Linked DNA regions of Mus musculus: region 2 is linked to region 1. A link is a loop called in an ENCODE intact Hi-C map of the cell type or tissue named here. Cell type or tissue: heart. All regions are shown on one strand.

The links. Hi-C counts contacts between places; a loop is a spot of excess contacts. Peaks named below come from ENCODE experiments on the same cell type or tissue, not always from the same donor. Only the 100,000 strongest peaks of a DNase experiment are listed, where the experiment ranks them.
Region 2: it touches region 1 in a loop (1.8-fold over the local background); 6 of 42 quality-filtered maps call a loop at or near these places.

The regions. Positions count from the first base shown.
Region 1 is chr4:59,203,747-59,211,746 of GRCm38, reverse strand. Ugcg (UDP-glucose ceramide glucosyltransferase) reads right to left here. Exons shown (of 9, transcript NM_011673.3): 2 at 3,845-3,986. Among named protein-coding and RNA genes, the nearest start is that of Ugcg, 18 kb to the right of the region's middle. In heart, no CTCF peak of the experiment used is centred here; no DNase peak of the experiment used is centred here; H3K27ac peaks cover 1,410 bases.
Region 2 is chr4:59,259,129-59,267,128 of GRCm38, reverse strand. Gm12596 (predicted gene 12596) reads right to left here and starts at 7,078. Exons shown (of 4, transcript NR_105031.1): 1 at 7,048-7,078; 2 at 6,405-6,544; 3 at 3,897-4,361. In heart, a CTCF peak has its summit at 3,500 (motif pointing right); a DNase peak (open chromatin) is centred at 1,305; H3K27ac peaks cover 488 bases.

The DNA of each region.
Region 1 (8,000 bases):
CAGGCGGATTTCTGAGTTCGAGGCCAGCCTGGTCTACAAAGTGAGTTCCAGGACAGCCAGGGATACACAGAGAAACCTTGTCTCGAAAAACCCACCAAAAAACAACAACAAAAAAAAAAACAAAAAAAGAAGAGCACACTGTCAGTATTTCTAGAGTGATCAAAAACTAGATGAAAGAAAAAAAAAAGTAACTGTGTACGTAAGGTTTAAGAGTTTAGGGAGGAATCCGAAGGGACCCAGCTGCTTTGCAAGTGCTGCTTGGGCAGAGAGAGACAGCTTCTCCGTCCGGGTCACGGACATCTCTGCCAGCAGCAGAGCCTGAGTGCCTGAGCTTGACATCTACCAACTCTCTGACGGGCCGTCCCACTGACAACCTGCATATCAAGTCTGTTCACAACCTGCACCACTTAACATGCACTCAAAGCTTACAGGACGTGCAGGAGTGTAAAAAGCTACACTGAAAAGGAGCAAAACCAAGCACACTCCTTCTCCAGAAACTCCGCCTGGGATCCAGCCTTGCTTCAGGAAGGAGCTACAAATGGTAAATATAATCCCATAAAGGACAAAATGTGATTACATTTCTTTTATTTTTAATTTTATTTTACTGTTTAAATTTTTTTTAAATAAAATAACATTTGAGTGAACATTTACTACCATGAAAAGCATGCTTCACTGAGCTCATGAAAACATCCGCAATTTCATTTTGCTCGATGCTATGTTTAGTTAGAAAGGCATCTCTGACAGCTTTGAAACGGCCCTGCCAAAACCGTCCGGTAACTTCGGAAGTGCTTAAGTCACAGGGACTGACTCAAGCCACGGAGCAGCCCATCCTGCTTTACTTACTTCTATTGATGAGTATATAAAAGCAAAACGCAGAAACAAAACACTCATAATGCCTTCAGCATGCATCTTACCTCACCAAAATACTGGCAGAAAAGAAATCTGTGGTTGAGCACAAGAGAACCAGGGCTGAAGTCAAGAAAGGTTTTGTCAATAAGGTGGGGATTTAATAATAATTAAGCAGATGGTGAAAACGGAGGGGGCGGGGGCACGTTCTCATGATCTCTACCACTTACTATTCCATTCAGTATCCACTTCAGTGATGACTGAGTGCTACTCAGGAAGGCTTCAGCCAGTCATACAGTCAGTCACCTGGCCTCAAAAGACCAGATAAAAGTCTGAGAGAGCAAGGGTGCCAATCCTACCACACCCCTGACACTTCCCAGAGGGCTGAGTCTACAAGCAGCCCTGATGTCTCACAACACTTAGTGGAGGAAGGCTGTGTCCTTAATAATGGCGATTAGAAAGGCTAAGTGACTTTTTAAAGGGCAAATTCACAGCTAGCTTTCTTCCTATCTACTAAGCTACGCAGCCAGGCACCCTAGAGAATTCCTTAATGCTTTTATAATATGCACTGCTTGACAGGTGTGAACAGGCAGGTGGAGGAGCAAAGTGCTTCTAATCCTAAGCACGATGACTGTAACACACAGATGGAAAAGGCTTACTGGGGCTTCCTACCCAAGCAAGACAGAACTTTAAAATGTAATAGTAAAATACACTCAATGAGAAGAAAAAGAGATAAACCGAGTCACAAAAAGAAAATCAAATTTTTACCATGTATCTCTCTGTGTAAAATGTGTCTGCGCATTTTATTGACGCCATAAAAGTCTGATTTTTCAGAGTCGGAGTTAAGGGCAGTTGTGAGCTGCCTGATGCCAGTAACAGGAATTAAATTTAGGTCTTCCGCAAGAATAGTCTGCTCTCTTAACTACTGAGTGCCCCTCTAGTTCCATACCAAAAATTTTTGAAGGGAGATACAGAGGCCATCTTTATTTCATCACAAGGCTTGAACACTTCCAATCGTGAATACACCTTTCAAACTTAATCCCAAAATTAAAAACAAAAATGACTTAATTGGCCACCCTGCAAAGAAAACTCAATTCTCATTATCCAGGAGCAGGCACTTAAGACAGGCTTAAAAAAAAAGAAAACAAGAATTCTAGCAAACTGAAGAAAGAACCACCCTTAAGTGTATTCTGAAGCACCATACGGTAATGAGGCGTCACCTGTGTGTTCATGGTCTGTGAAGGAACCATTTTACTTGCTAAGAATCTCCACAGTGAAGCAGTTAAATCCCTCCAATTATAACTGGCCAAACACTAGATGTGGGTAAAAGCTTTCCTAGCTAATAATACACAAAGTAACTTTTTGGGTGTTTTTTATATTCTAAAAGACTAGACATAGATACATATTAAAAACACAGTACATATTGAAAATATATCTTTACGATATTTTTACAAAGGCTGATTTTCTAAATTTTCAGGAGATGGACGAGCTGGTGAAGTACTGAAACTATCTAGATGACAGCTGGGGAGGGAGAAGGCAGCCCAGCGCCCATGGGGCTGCAATCAATCACTTTCTCCTTCTCTTTTCAAACTGTGAGATGTGCACAGGTGAAGAAATGCAAGATGGGGAACTACAAAAACCCTTTCCAAATTAAGAATACTTAATCCTTTGATATTTAAGAACTTAACACTTGAAATTGCAGTATATGGAATGCTACCCTTTGTATTTACGAGTAAATTTAGATGCATAAATAACAATGTATAAGTGTGCGAGAAAATCTCATTGACTCAGACCTGCAGACATTAGGGACGACACAAACCTCGTCTATAGTCAAGAGGACAAAACACCATTCAGAACAGAATTCCGAGGGTGGTTCTGGGAGCGGAAGACAGGGTCTTGCACATGCTAAGCACACACTCTTATTACCAAGCTATGCCCTAAGTCATGAAATGTGTTTTAATGTATGAAATAATAATACCGCATATCAAGCAAAAATACCCACCCACCACCACCACTACTACTGGCCTCAAATTCCCTATGTACCAGGAACCTGTCTGTCCATCCACACCTCTATGTGTAGCCTGGTGATGGATGGATCCCAGAGCTTCGTGCATGCCAGGCATGGGCCCTACTGGGGTACATTCCACTCTTCAAGTACAAATATTTTAAGTTACTATTTATAAAGAATTACTTACACACCAGGTTTTACAGAAAATGTTATTTGAATTACAACAGAATATACATTCTGTAAGGACGTAAGACCTCTGGTCCCTACGACAGTTGCTGGCCCAGGGCAAGTGACAAGTTCATTTGTTAATTCATTTGTGTAACTTCTGAGAAAAAGAACACGCAAAGGAGGATTTTAAAGAACACCTCTGAACTCAAAGCTCTACAGGGCAATTTTGAATATTTGTTTTTTCCTCTACTTAAGAACTAGATGATTTTGAGCTACATTTACCATCGTGTTAATGCTTTTAAGGTAGAATCCTGTCGGAACAAAAGCCCCGTAGCTGTAGAAACCTCTGACAGATTTCTCAGGCTCTCTAACTCAGAAACTGAACTAGACTATGGAAGTCTAGAGACCGTGTCTGGCATATGCTCTTACTCATTTCATAGTAAAGAGCAACACAATTTTCTCCTCCGCCAATTTACATACACAAGGATGTGATACAATATAAAAAGAGCCTCAGAACTAGGTCTCTGAGCTTTGTGATGGGATGATGCAGAGGAACCAAAATGTGAGGTTACGCTGCACGACAGCGGCACATGGGAGTCCAAGGGACAGGCTAGGCTGTTTTCACAATCAGCACACGTATTCTTTCATTCCCCAAAATTGGCCTTTCTTTGCATTTACTTACAGAATATAGGCTGGGAAAACTTCCAACTTTGATGTTTATAAAACAACAAGGCTCCTGCCTCATACAGTGTTAAAATTCCCCAAATAAATAAGTAAGCCCACGATGTAGCCCATCTCTCATAGGGATAGCACTATACTTACTTTGGGATAATCCAGTTCAAAGAATGTCTCCAAGTTGTTGATTAGGTTAGGATCCACCCCCTTCAGTGGCTTCAGAAGAGAGACACCAGGGAGCTTGCTATACGGCTGTTTGTCTGTTGCCTTCTTGTTGAGGTGTAACCGGCTAAAACACAAAAACAACACAAGAGTTATTTCTAGAGAATGTGCTGGTGCTAAACCAAAAGGAAGCACAGACTGATAAATCACTGAACAGAGTTGGGTTAGATATCTTAATAAAGGCTTAAACACAAGAACCAGGAGCAAGAGGCAGGCAGAACAAAGCCAGGCACACCCACAAGCATTGGGCTGGGCACCTCAAGGAAGAGGCTTTTGTTTTTTGGATTTTTGTTTTTGTTTGAAGAGGGGGGTTTCATATAGCCAAGGATAACCTTGAACTTCCTCTGACCACCTTTTAAGTATTAGGATTACAGGCATGCACATCCATGCCCAGTTTGTGGGACCAAACCCAGGGCTTCATACATGCTGGGCAAACCCTCTGCCAACTGTGCAATAATAACACCCCAGCACCAAGACGAGAATTTCCAAAGCTGACATCTTTCTGACAAGGAAACCTGACTGAAAACTAAGAAAAGACAAACCAAATGAGCTTCTGGTCTAGGAAACCCAGAAGGAAGGAAGGAAGGAAGGAAGGAAGGGAGGGAGGGAGGGAGGGAGGGAGGGAGGGAGGGAGGGAGGGAGGATAGATGGCAGGCAGGCAGGCAGGCAGGCTGGCTGTTCCAATGCTGGCCAGCACATGGATGCTCCCCGGATGTTTATCCTTCACTGCTGTGCTCCCAGGGCTTAGGAGCCACAGGGTCAGAGCAGGCACTCACAGGCAATGAAGGGCAGGTTTGGAGGGCCAGGGCGGGGGGGGGGGGGGGGGGGGGGGAATAGCTCTGCGGGTAAGATGCTATGCAAGCATGAGAACTTGAGTTCAGATCCCCTCATGTAAAAAGCTGGGTGTGGTGTGTGTAATCCCAATGGGATGTGAATACAGTAGCACCAGCAAACCAGTCTAGTCAAGCAGGGTGGGGGGACGAAAGCCTGTCTCAGTAAAATTGAAACCGATAGGATAAGAAACCCAAAGGTTTTTATATTGTATCTGGCCTCTGCAGATACCGGGACATTCTCTTTCTCACACACATAGTCACATACACCCACCTCCCCACCCCCACACACAAAACAAATGACAATATTGGCCTACACATGATTACCCTGCTTCTCAAACTGCCAAGAAGTAACCAAACAGCTATAAAAGTAGGTAAAACCTTTATATGCACTGTATGTGCCAGAAGAATATGGGAGTGTAATGAGCGCACTTTGAGAACAGGACAGATGAAATGTCTACTGGCAATAAGCTCGGGCTGGCAGAGTAGAAAGAAAACAAAACAAAACAAAACAAAAAACAAAACAAAACAAAAAAAACCCTCAGATTAAAAAAAAGGGGGGGGGTCTTAATGACACCAGAAGATATACCAGCACCACTGAGCAGATGGCTCAGGTTCACTACCCTGGTCCATGCCTAAGGTATCACAGCTCCTAAAGAGGGATACCCAGTCAGTTGGAGAAGAGAGAACATGCTGGAGTTTCTCCCTCCCTACTTCTACAAAAACAGAGCCAGTAGGTCCCATCTCATCAGCCAGGCTCCAGGCATCAGCAGTAATCAGATGCAGGGGCACTCCCGGATCTGCCTGGGAGGAGTCCTGGGATCCAGGTGTCTCCATGCTTTGACATCTCTGGAATCAGTGGCATCTTACAAGTGCTCCAGCCAGCCAGAAGTCCTGCCAAGAGTGGGGAAGCCCACTGAGATCTTCCTCTAGAAGAGCAAAAGCCCATTAGTGGCAGCACATCTGCACTTCAAAGAATGGTACTACAGATGCTGCAAGTGTGTCAAGCACACATTTGGAAGCACACCAGTAAGGGAAACACATGCAGACAGACAGTCAGCTTAGGCTGGCTCCCTGAGGCAGGAAGACAGAGTGCTCCTCAGCAAACACCTGCTTCACTTAGGGCCACAGAAACATCGTTGTTGTAAAAGAAACTATGTTACTGACAAGAGAAAAAACAGAAACCAACAAGGTTGAAGAGTTAACTTCTGATCTACAGCAGCAAACAAAAGCTAGATGACTGACCACTAGCCAAGTATAGACTGACTGGCCAGGTGCTTTACTGCTTTGCAATGAGAAGAAATAGAAGAAAAAAAGAGAAGAAATAGAAGAAAGTCTTTCAGAAAACTTAAAACGTAGCGCTTTGACATAACCACGACACCCAAGCGTGTGACCAGCAATTTATTTTTCATTGTAGTACGTCAGAGTGCCACGCCATGGCAGATTGTAACAATGTAAATTTTTACGTGTCACTGACAGTTTGGAGAATATAGATCTACAGGGTCCATCCACGGTGTTAAACACAACCAAAAGCAGACTCTAACACTAATGACCACAGACACACAAAAATGTTTCCCCCATTGCTAACAAAATAGCAGACTAGATGGATGCCTGCAGACAGTCATCTAGTAAAGGGCACCTGGACTGCGGGCATAAAACAAAGTTCACATGGCAGTTTAGCTGCCATGGTTCAAATCACGGAAAATAATGAGTGCCACATATATAGATCCCTGTTACTCCTGCAGTGACTTCAGGCTGGAGCCCAAGCTTGCCTTAGCCCTCCTATTACTATACTATAGCTTGTCAGTCTGGAAAAAGCCTGCTTTAAGAAAGAAATCTGGTTTGACACCCTTGTGTCTGGAATTCTTGAAAGACAAAGCAGAAAACTCTGAGCCCTGAGAGGAAGTTGGAGACACTACTTATCTTAGATTTAGTTACACCGAACATAAGACTATGAAGACAAAAGTTTTCCTAGAAAACATCTTTGCGGTCTTGGGCCTGGAGAAGGAATATGACACTGTCAAGACAACCAGGACTACATAAAACAAAGCACGGCTCCTGTGTCTGTAGTTCTCAACCTGTGGTGATGTGGAACAACCCTCTCACAGGGTCACCTCAGACCATCAGAAAACACAGATGTTTACACTATGACTCATGACAGCAAAACCACAGCTATGAAGTAGCAACAAAATGATGTTATTGGGGTGGGGTGTGTGTGTGTGTGTCACCAAACATGAGGATCTGTATTAAAGGGTCGCAGCATTAGGAAGGCTGAGAACCATTGCTCTACATGCCATTCACACGAGACAAAAGACTGCACACAGTAGTGGAAGATAAAATCCCAAAATGCATCAGAGAGAATAAAGTGCCCCCAAACCCACCCAGAAATCATGAAGAGAATATGACGAAGATAACAGGATGAGAAGGTCTAAGGCTAGCAACTTATTGACCCGTTTTCACTCATCAAAAGGATCTATTTCTATCTGGATACAGTGTACTTTGGCGACAGTCACTGCTCCCATTATTCATTCTCTCTCTCTCTCTCTCTCTCTCTCTCTCTCTCTCTGTCTCTCTCTCTCTTCCCCCCCTTTCTGTCCCTACCTGCTGCTAGAGCCCCCACCCCACCCCCTTTCTGTTTTCATGCCTTATTACTGTTAGGTCTCAGAAAGTCAGGATGTCCAGAAATGAGCTCAGGCTGGACTATAGAAGGATTTCTGGTGGTTAGATAAAAGCCAGCATTCCTCATCCCCAAAATGGGCTTCCCATCCCCAAAAGGTCATTTCCTTTGCCTCTGGAGAGGGGGTGTGCACCAGTGATTGCATTTCAAAGCCCATGCTGGCCTCCAGGTTTCCTCAGTCTCTGCTCACAAGTACTTGTTACACTTCTCAAAGGCTAGTCCTTCTCAGCTCAGGCTCCCCTCCCTCTCTCCAGATTCCCGTTTGGTCTCTATAATGGCACAGACCCTAACTGCCTCCAACCACTACTCTCTGTGCTCCCGGTTCTCTTGCTTCTGGCCATGTCCAGTCTGCTTTCTTTCTGTCTGCTCCCGATATTCTCTTATTCACAATAAAAACCTTCCCCCTAATAATGGGGTGATCATCTGGGCAGTGATCAATGCACCCCCACATACATTTATCATTATCATCATCATCATCTGATTCTGCATATGCAAGAAAAAAATGGTATTTGTCTGAGTCTGGTTAATTTCTTTTAACCCGATGATCTCCAGTTCCACCCACTTTCCTGCAAAT
Region 2 (8,000 bases), 55 kb before region 1:
CTGCAAAAGCAGTAAGTACTCTTAACCCCTGAGCTATCATTCCAGCCCTTCACCTGATTTTTTAGCTCATCTCCCACCCCCACAGAAAAAATCCAGTAAATACATCCATCATGGGGATGGTGGGCAGAGAGACAAAAACAAGATATAATCCTAGAAAGTCCAATGTTTTGTTTAGTATAGTGACTCACACTTAAAATCCCAGTACTTGGGAGGCTGAGGCAGAAGGACTGCTGTAAGCCCGAGGTGAAACTAAGCTACATAGTACATTGTAGGCCAGAATACTTGTGTTTAAGGTAAAGGAAAATCTTGCAAAGGGAAGCCCATGAAGTAGAAGACTGTCCCCAGCACTAAAGGAGGGCAGGCATGCTCAGTGCATGGTGAGTGCCTTTGGTTAAAGCTCAAAGAAACCAACCAAATCAGGGTGATGGGTAGGCATATATTTTTCTCAACCTACTTTAATAAGGGTTCGACCTTCCCTCTAGCACACCATCCACCAGAGGTAGTGGAAAAGAAAGGCTATTAGGATAAGGGGGAAGCAGTCCTGCTTAGAAATAGTTCTTTGGAGCAATTCCAATCTTCATTGTTCTCAGTCCAGTCCCCTAGCAAACACCAAACACGAATCAGCAGCTGCAGTCTGGTCCACTCAGCAGACACCTCACAATTCAGCAAGGGCGGTTCAATCCAGAAGCAACCCCAAGGTCTGCCAATCAGCCCGAGTCCTCTGAAGCAGCAAGAAGCTGGTGAATTTCTCTCTATGAAGTCACCACAAGTGAAGCTAAGCAACGCAGTGTAAGGTGAACCAATATATGCGTGTCATCTGTAAAGCGAACCAATGCTCAAGCTCCCACTGTCTGTGGGGTCATATTTATATTTCTTCTAAACATCACTCATCCTTTCCTGTGTCTGCTTCAGCAAAACATCCTTTCACCTGTGTCTGCTTCAGCAAAACATCCTTTCACCTGTGTCTGCTTCAGCAAAACATCCTTTCACCTGTGTCTGCTTCAGCAAAACATTCTTTCATGTGTCTGCTTCAGCAGGACATCCTTTCACCTGTGTCTGTTTCAGCAAAACATCATTTGATGTAACTGACTTTCCAAAAAACCCAGAAATTTCCACTTCAGTGAGGTTTTTGTATATTTGCATGCACAATAATGCCAACTAGTCAAAAAGCAAAGGAATGGTGCTTAGCCTCGGCCGAAGCAAGGGGCTGCCTTTGACATTCATGGAGTATCTTGCAAAGAGGATCTAAAAATCGCATGGTTAGTCAGAAGCCTCAAGAGATAGGAAGTTGTCATTTTCCGGCCTTCACATGGCAGAAGTGACCTGCGGCTTGAGAGTCTTGACTTCTACAGACAAAATGTGATGTCAGCTACTGTTAGAGAAAGCAAGCATTCTGACATTTCCTGAGACTGGGTTTGAATCCAGCAGTTCTGTTTTGAAATGGTTTGCTTGCTATTGTGAGTTATGTCTTTGCTCTCATTTTTAAAAAGATTCAACTACTATAGACACTAAAGGCGCAGTATGAAACTCTTGATTTCTCCCAAACCAGCCTTTTTTTAAATGGCTTTATTGTACCTTTCTGTTACAAGAGAGAGGGGGAAGGAGGTGGGGGGTGGGGAGAGAGAGAGAGAGTGTGTGTGTCAGTGTTGAGCATGCTTCACACATGATGTATCCAGGCAAACCACAGTGACCAGCCAACAGGAAACTAACAAATACGTGGTCTCCTCCCTGAGCCTTCCGAACCGTGAAACCCCCTAGTCAGATACTGAAAAGACGCAGAAGCCACAGCCTTTGAGACCACCCTTATCACCGTGACTGCCCTCTTCAACACAGCTTGTGTAGAGTCAAGCCACATCCTCTTTTCCCTCTATGCCTATCTAAAACAGGTTCTGCCATCATGGAGAGGTCAGGGGTGGGTGGGTCCTACTTTCTGAGGTAGGTGAATGCCTTCTGCATCATGTAACCCCAACCCACCAAGGAATGCTTCTGCCATCTTCTTCATTTAGGAGAGTTGCCTACCTTACTGTCTCCTGCTGTGTCCTTTCTCTGGCTTCCACTCCTTGTGAAAGACTAGGAGTCCTAGCCACTCATTCCGGATCAGGTCCTAACTATAATATTGGAAAGTGTAGCATCAAGAGCAATGAGAAAGGAGAGTAGAGAAGAATAGCTTTGAGAAAGGAACAAGGGCATGTCACTCTTCAAAAAACTTCACAGGGAAGGAGTTGCCATGGCAACCTTTTTTTCTCCCTTTTCTGGTGGGTGGAGCAACCTCTCCATCATGCCAACACCTTTAAGGACACAAACACTCTGTCTTAGACAGTGAGTACCGCGTCCCCACTGGTCACTCTGCCCGTTCACACCTTCGTTGTTAAAGTATCAGTGAGTTTCTCACCCAGACTTTACCTACTAGGCTTTGTTTGCAGAATTCAGGGGCTCCAGATCTCTTGTCCTGCCCTAACAGACCTGTAGGGCTTCCCTCGGACGCAAGTGGAGCACTCACATCTCACTCTATTCTGACCTACTCAGCTCCTCGAAACCAGATCATTGAGTTGATCTAGACGTCACTCTGCCATGAGTCAGTGAAACCCTGGGATATAGCCTTCTGCTAAGATGAAACACAAGATCACTGAATAACTCACCTTCCTATCTAACACTGATTGAGAGAGATATCACTGTGTATAGATTCTTGACTTAAGCTCTTTATAAAGATAGTTATTTTGCCCTAACAACATGGATGCAACTGTTTTTCATGATCCTCATTTTAACCTCTCTAAACTTGACGCATCTTACTATAAAAATAAGGCTTAGTGGTCAGCACGCTTTCCTGTCTCCGTGGTACATAAAGCAGTGCAGCAGTTCCCACTGATGTCACCTTAGATTAGGAGAGAGCTTGACTCAGAAACAGTCCACGTAGCACAGTGCGTTACACCTGTGAATCCCAATTTGGGAGCCAGTAACTCTGAGAGTTTCAAAAGTCTCCGTCTAAGAGTAAGCATTACTTCAGGTCTCTGCTGTCCTTTACATAAAGATTATTAATCACAGCATTGGATACACAGCTTTGAGAGGACAAATATGGATCCTTGGAGCAGTGGTGCCTTGTTCAGAAGTCCTAGTCCTCTCATCTTACCTGCTCAGTATGGGATGAAGGACTCTTCCCCTCGGCAGGCCTGTAGGACATCTGGCCTAGGAAGAAGTTCTTTGGGGATAAATGGAGGATGTTAGCAGTGGGTGGGACCTGCCTTTTGTCCCTGAAATATGACTGTGCTCCTGGCTAGCTCTCTGACCTTGGACAAGTGGTTTTATCTCTCTGTATCTCTATCCTTATCTGTAAACTGGTAAATGCTGTTGATAATCATGCTTCCTTCGATGGATTTATGCAAGGTTAAGTTATTAATATAAATAGGACATATAAAGCTAAATAGAAAAATAAGCACCAGAAATATTAGTAATTTACAGCTGCTATCAGTGCTCTTAGCAACAGTTAGTCTGTCACTAGAGGGTGCTATTAGCCTTAGGGGCAACTGGTACCATTAGTGGTTGGCGTTCCATACTAGGACTGAGATCAGCAGTTAAATGGATTCTGCTCTCTCCCTCATTTAAACAAGGAGGGGTTTAAATTGCTGGAGAGTCAGTTGCTCAGGTTCCAGGAAAGGGGAAAGATGAAGTCAAGCCACAGAAAGTTCCAGCAAACCAGAGTTGTCATGTCAGATCTAGATGGTCTGGAGCTGGCCCCAGGTGGTTTGACCTTAGCTTCTGAGACAGTACAAACACTAACTACTGAGTGCAATTTGGTGCCATCAAGTTAGCAAGAAGGACCCTGGGTTCAATACAGTGTAAGAGAGCATTTGAATTTTGGGGAAGAGTGAGGGGAGCTGGGAAAGACAAGATGAACTCACGGATCAAGGCCAGGGTTAGATGTGAAGCCGAGTCTGAACACGACGGCAGAGGTGAGACAGAGGTGAGCGGGTGCAGGTGGAACATTTGGAAGAATGTTTGGAAGAAGAACAGCCAAGGCTCCGATCAGGAAGAGAGCTGCCGAGGCCACTAGCTCTTCTCTCCATGTGTGAATTCACGGTGAATGGCTGACCTCTGGCCCATATCCATCGTCTCTCTGGGGAAGCTATCCTGTAGCCTGAGAGAGTCTGAAGCAAGCTGCTTCTTCTGCTATGGTGTTGCTCCATTCCATTTCCTTTCTGCAAGCTGCCACCTTCAAAGACACGGGGAGAGCACTTTTTCCTACAAGAAAAAGAGTTTCCAAACTCCAAACACTGACTGCTTCCAGGTCAGAATGGCAAGGTGAAGGGGTTGGGAGTGTAGCTCAGTGGTAGAGCGCTTGCCTAGCCTGGGTTTGGTCCTCAGCTCTGAAACAAAACAAAACAAAACAGAATGGCAAGGTGATTTGTGGAGAAAGCAGTAGGGATTTGGTTCTCCTTCTGTGGTTGCTCACTTTCCTCTCCTAGGCTGAGCATCAGGGGCAGTCAGAAGAACCTCAGGCTTCCTGGCCCTAAGCTTTCCGTTTCTTTCTTTTTCTTTTTCTTTCTTTCCTTCTTTTTTTTTTTTTTTTTTTTTTTTTTTTTTTTTTTTGCTGTTGTTGTTGTCGTTACGGGAGCAAAGGTGAAAGATGAATCAGAAAAGTTTCCCCAGGACTTTGAAACTTAAATGCATAATAAGGAAGCTGACTTCCTCGGGATAGAGGTCTGAACAGGCTTGGGGATTGGACCCAGCCCTCTCAGAGGGGAAACTGCTTCAGGGAGTACAGCTCTTTCTCCGTCCTTAGCTGACCCACTCCCTTCTCCCTTCCTCACTCCACCCCTGGCTTTCTATTGTAGTGGTGAGGACTGAACACACGGCCTCCTACATGCTATGCAGATGTGCTATCCCTCAACTACACCCTCCATATAATGAGCGACCTGTATTTTCATGTTTGGCATCCCTGGACCTCTGGGGGAACTCCCAGGAAACAAATATCTAGGCAGCAGTATTTGCCATCCTGAATTCAAGACTCAAACCCTGCACTGAGTTGCCTCTTGGATGGCGCGCAAGGGAGTGCACAACAGGAGCCTGTCAAAATGACAAAGACATCAGAATCATCACTAATGCAGCATGCGCCCCTCATCGGTGGCCAAGGGCCCTCCGGTGCACGCTGATCTTGTAGCCAAAGAGTTGAGCCATTTCTTCCATCTGAGTGCACCGCAAGAAAATTCACATCAATTATTATGGTGGTCTCAAAAAACTTCTGTGTTCAGGAGTAGGCTCTTTGAGGTCTAACCTGAAAGATTCTAGAAGGTTCCCACGGTCACTATTGTCTCCCTTATCTGTGCCTGGCATTAAAAAAAAAAAAAAAAAAAAAAAAAAAAAAAAAAAAAAACGCTGGGCGTGGTGGCGCACGCCTTTAATCCCAGCACTCGGGAGGCAGAGGCAGGCGGATTTCTGAGTTCGAGGCCAGCCTGGTCTACAAAGTGAGCTCCAGGACAGCCAGGGCTATACAGAGAAACCCTGTCTCGCAAAAACCAAAAAAAAAAAAAAACCCAACAAACAAACAAACAAAAAACCATTATTCTTATATCTAAAGTAGATGCTTACTAAAAGCAGGAGGAAACCTTTAAGATCTGCTAGGTACTGTGGTGTGTGAGCCCACAGGGAACTGGGCAGGAGCAGCCTCAACACAGGTGCCTTGCTCTCAGGCTTCTTCCTGTGTGATAATTTGTTACTGCGGTTTCGCGTGTGTCATCATCTCTTTGGCACCATTGCTGATCAAGCATTGCACACATAATTTTCTGTGGTTCTCGTTGGAAGCTTCTGGTCATTGTTGATTCACAGTGGCCAACGATGCTGTACACACAGGAAGTCCCAAGTGGTCCTCAGCCTCTCACCTCCATTGGGGTGAGGAGCTCTGTTTCCTCTTTGTGTTAACCTGGGGAGGGAGCCCCCTTTATGAGGAACTAGAATTGTGAGTTAGCCTGCTGGAAAGTTCCTTCCACTCCCCCTTCCTGCACTCAGATGGACTCAAACCCTATGTGTAAGCGTTTGGCAGGGGAAATATCCTCCGTAGGCCCAGGTGTTCCGGAACCTTTAAGAAGTGGGACCTTGCTAGAGGAAGTGAGTCGCTGGGGTGGGCTTTGAGGGTTTTGCTCGATTTGCTTTTTGTTTGTTTGTTTGTTTGCAGTTGAGGATGTGCGCCCTCCCGCCTCCCCAGCTTCCTGCCCCAGCTGCCTGCTGCCACACCTCTCCGTAGTATGGAACTATCCTCCCAGAACTGGAACACCAAACAAGCTCATCTTTCTTAGGTTGCTGAGTTTTACCACAGCATCAAAAGGAAACTGATGTGGACAGTGGCTTTCCTGGCACCCCCCCCCCCCCATTTCTCTCCCTCCCTCCATGTTCAGTCCATTAGCAAGGCTTGCCTGGTCCATCTTCGTGGTGCACACGTCGGGCTTTTATCAACCCAAGTGTACGTGAGGACATCTGGAGGCAGTCTCACCGAGAGCTTTCTCTTTGGAAGGCTGAAGAACAAATGGACAAAAAAACAAAGTCTTCGGTTCGACTAAGAAGAAAAAGAATTTAAGCCTCAGGGTTTGAAAAGATAAACAAACAAACAAACAAAAAACCTACTACAACAACCCAAAACACCTAAGTTTAAATTTTCATCGTGTTAAACAAACAAACAAACAAACCAACAACAGACAGCCACATTAGCTCTACCCAGAAATCAGTTTCCCTTCCCTAGAGAGGCTTTGCTCAAAAGTTCCAAAAGAAACTCGTGCAGAAGCCGGGCAGTGGAGGCACACGCCTTTAATCCCAGCATTTGGGAGGCAGAGGCAGGTGGATTTCTGAGTTTGAGGCCAGCCTGGTCTACAGATTAAATTCCAGGACAGCCAGGGCTATACAGAGAAACCCTGTCTCAACCCCCCTGCCTCCCCCAGAAAGAAAGAAAGAAAGAAAGAAAGAAAGAAAGAAAGAAAGAAAGAAAGAAAGAAAGGAAGGAAGGAAGGAAGGAAGGAAGGAAGGAAGGAAGAAAAGAAAAAAAGAGGAAACATATGCAGGTACCTTCTCCCTCCCTGTGTCTTTATCAGAATCTAGGGAAATGGGGTTTCACTTCCTGGCTTCTAACTACAGCTCTGCCACCTATTGGCTGGGGACTTGGGCAGATCGCCTGATCATTTCACATCTGACTAGAATTGAGTTTTGTTGGAAGACAGTCACATGGACAGAAGAGAAGTAGCCATTCACTTTGCAGCACTTGGAACCTGAGACCCACAGCCCCCAGTGGGGCTTGTAACTCATCTTCATGGGACAAATAGGCTGGGTGCTGGCAGAGTTGTGGCTGCCCCCGAGGGAAGGACAGCTACTTTGTCTCTTTGGAGATCTGAGGCCTGGCATGCCACGTCTTGCAGAGAAAAGAGACAGGAGAAACTCAATGGGGAGATAGTGGAGGAAGATCCCTCAATGAGGTTGGTATCTGTCGGTTTTATACTACCCCTAGTCTGCAGCCTTTGTGGCTGCATTTTGAAAGTCTCAGATGAGGACACAGCTCCTGGCTTGCTCTAGAGTCAGTTCCCAGTCAGAGGCAGGCCTGTCACCTGGGGAGCTAGCAGGCCTTGCACTGACAATGCTGCTGTCACCTTTGTCTTCCCCTACCCTTCAGCAACCCATGACAAGCAACACTGTGTCCTGGGAAACCTTCCTATACAGAGGCTGACTGAAGGAAGTCTTCCCGACGTCCTCTCCCAAAAGGCCAGCACATGGCCTCTCTTCCATTTCATAGCTACTCACTAAAGAGTGAAACCAACACACTTAGCACTAGAGTGGACTTTAGGGTCAAAGCCCAGATTCCAGAAGCCCCTCCAAGCTGGACTCAGTCACCTGTTCCCAAGATGCCAACTAAAGACTCCCGTGACAGTGAAAAGCAGAGAGGCTTTGTTCAATGTGGCCCAATCAGGAAGTGGACCAAAGTGGTCCAGCGACCCCAAGACTCAGGGTACTGTCAGATTTCAAGTTTA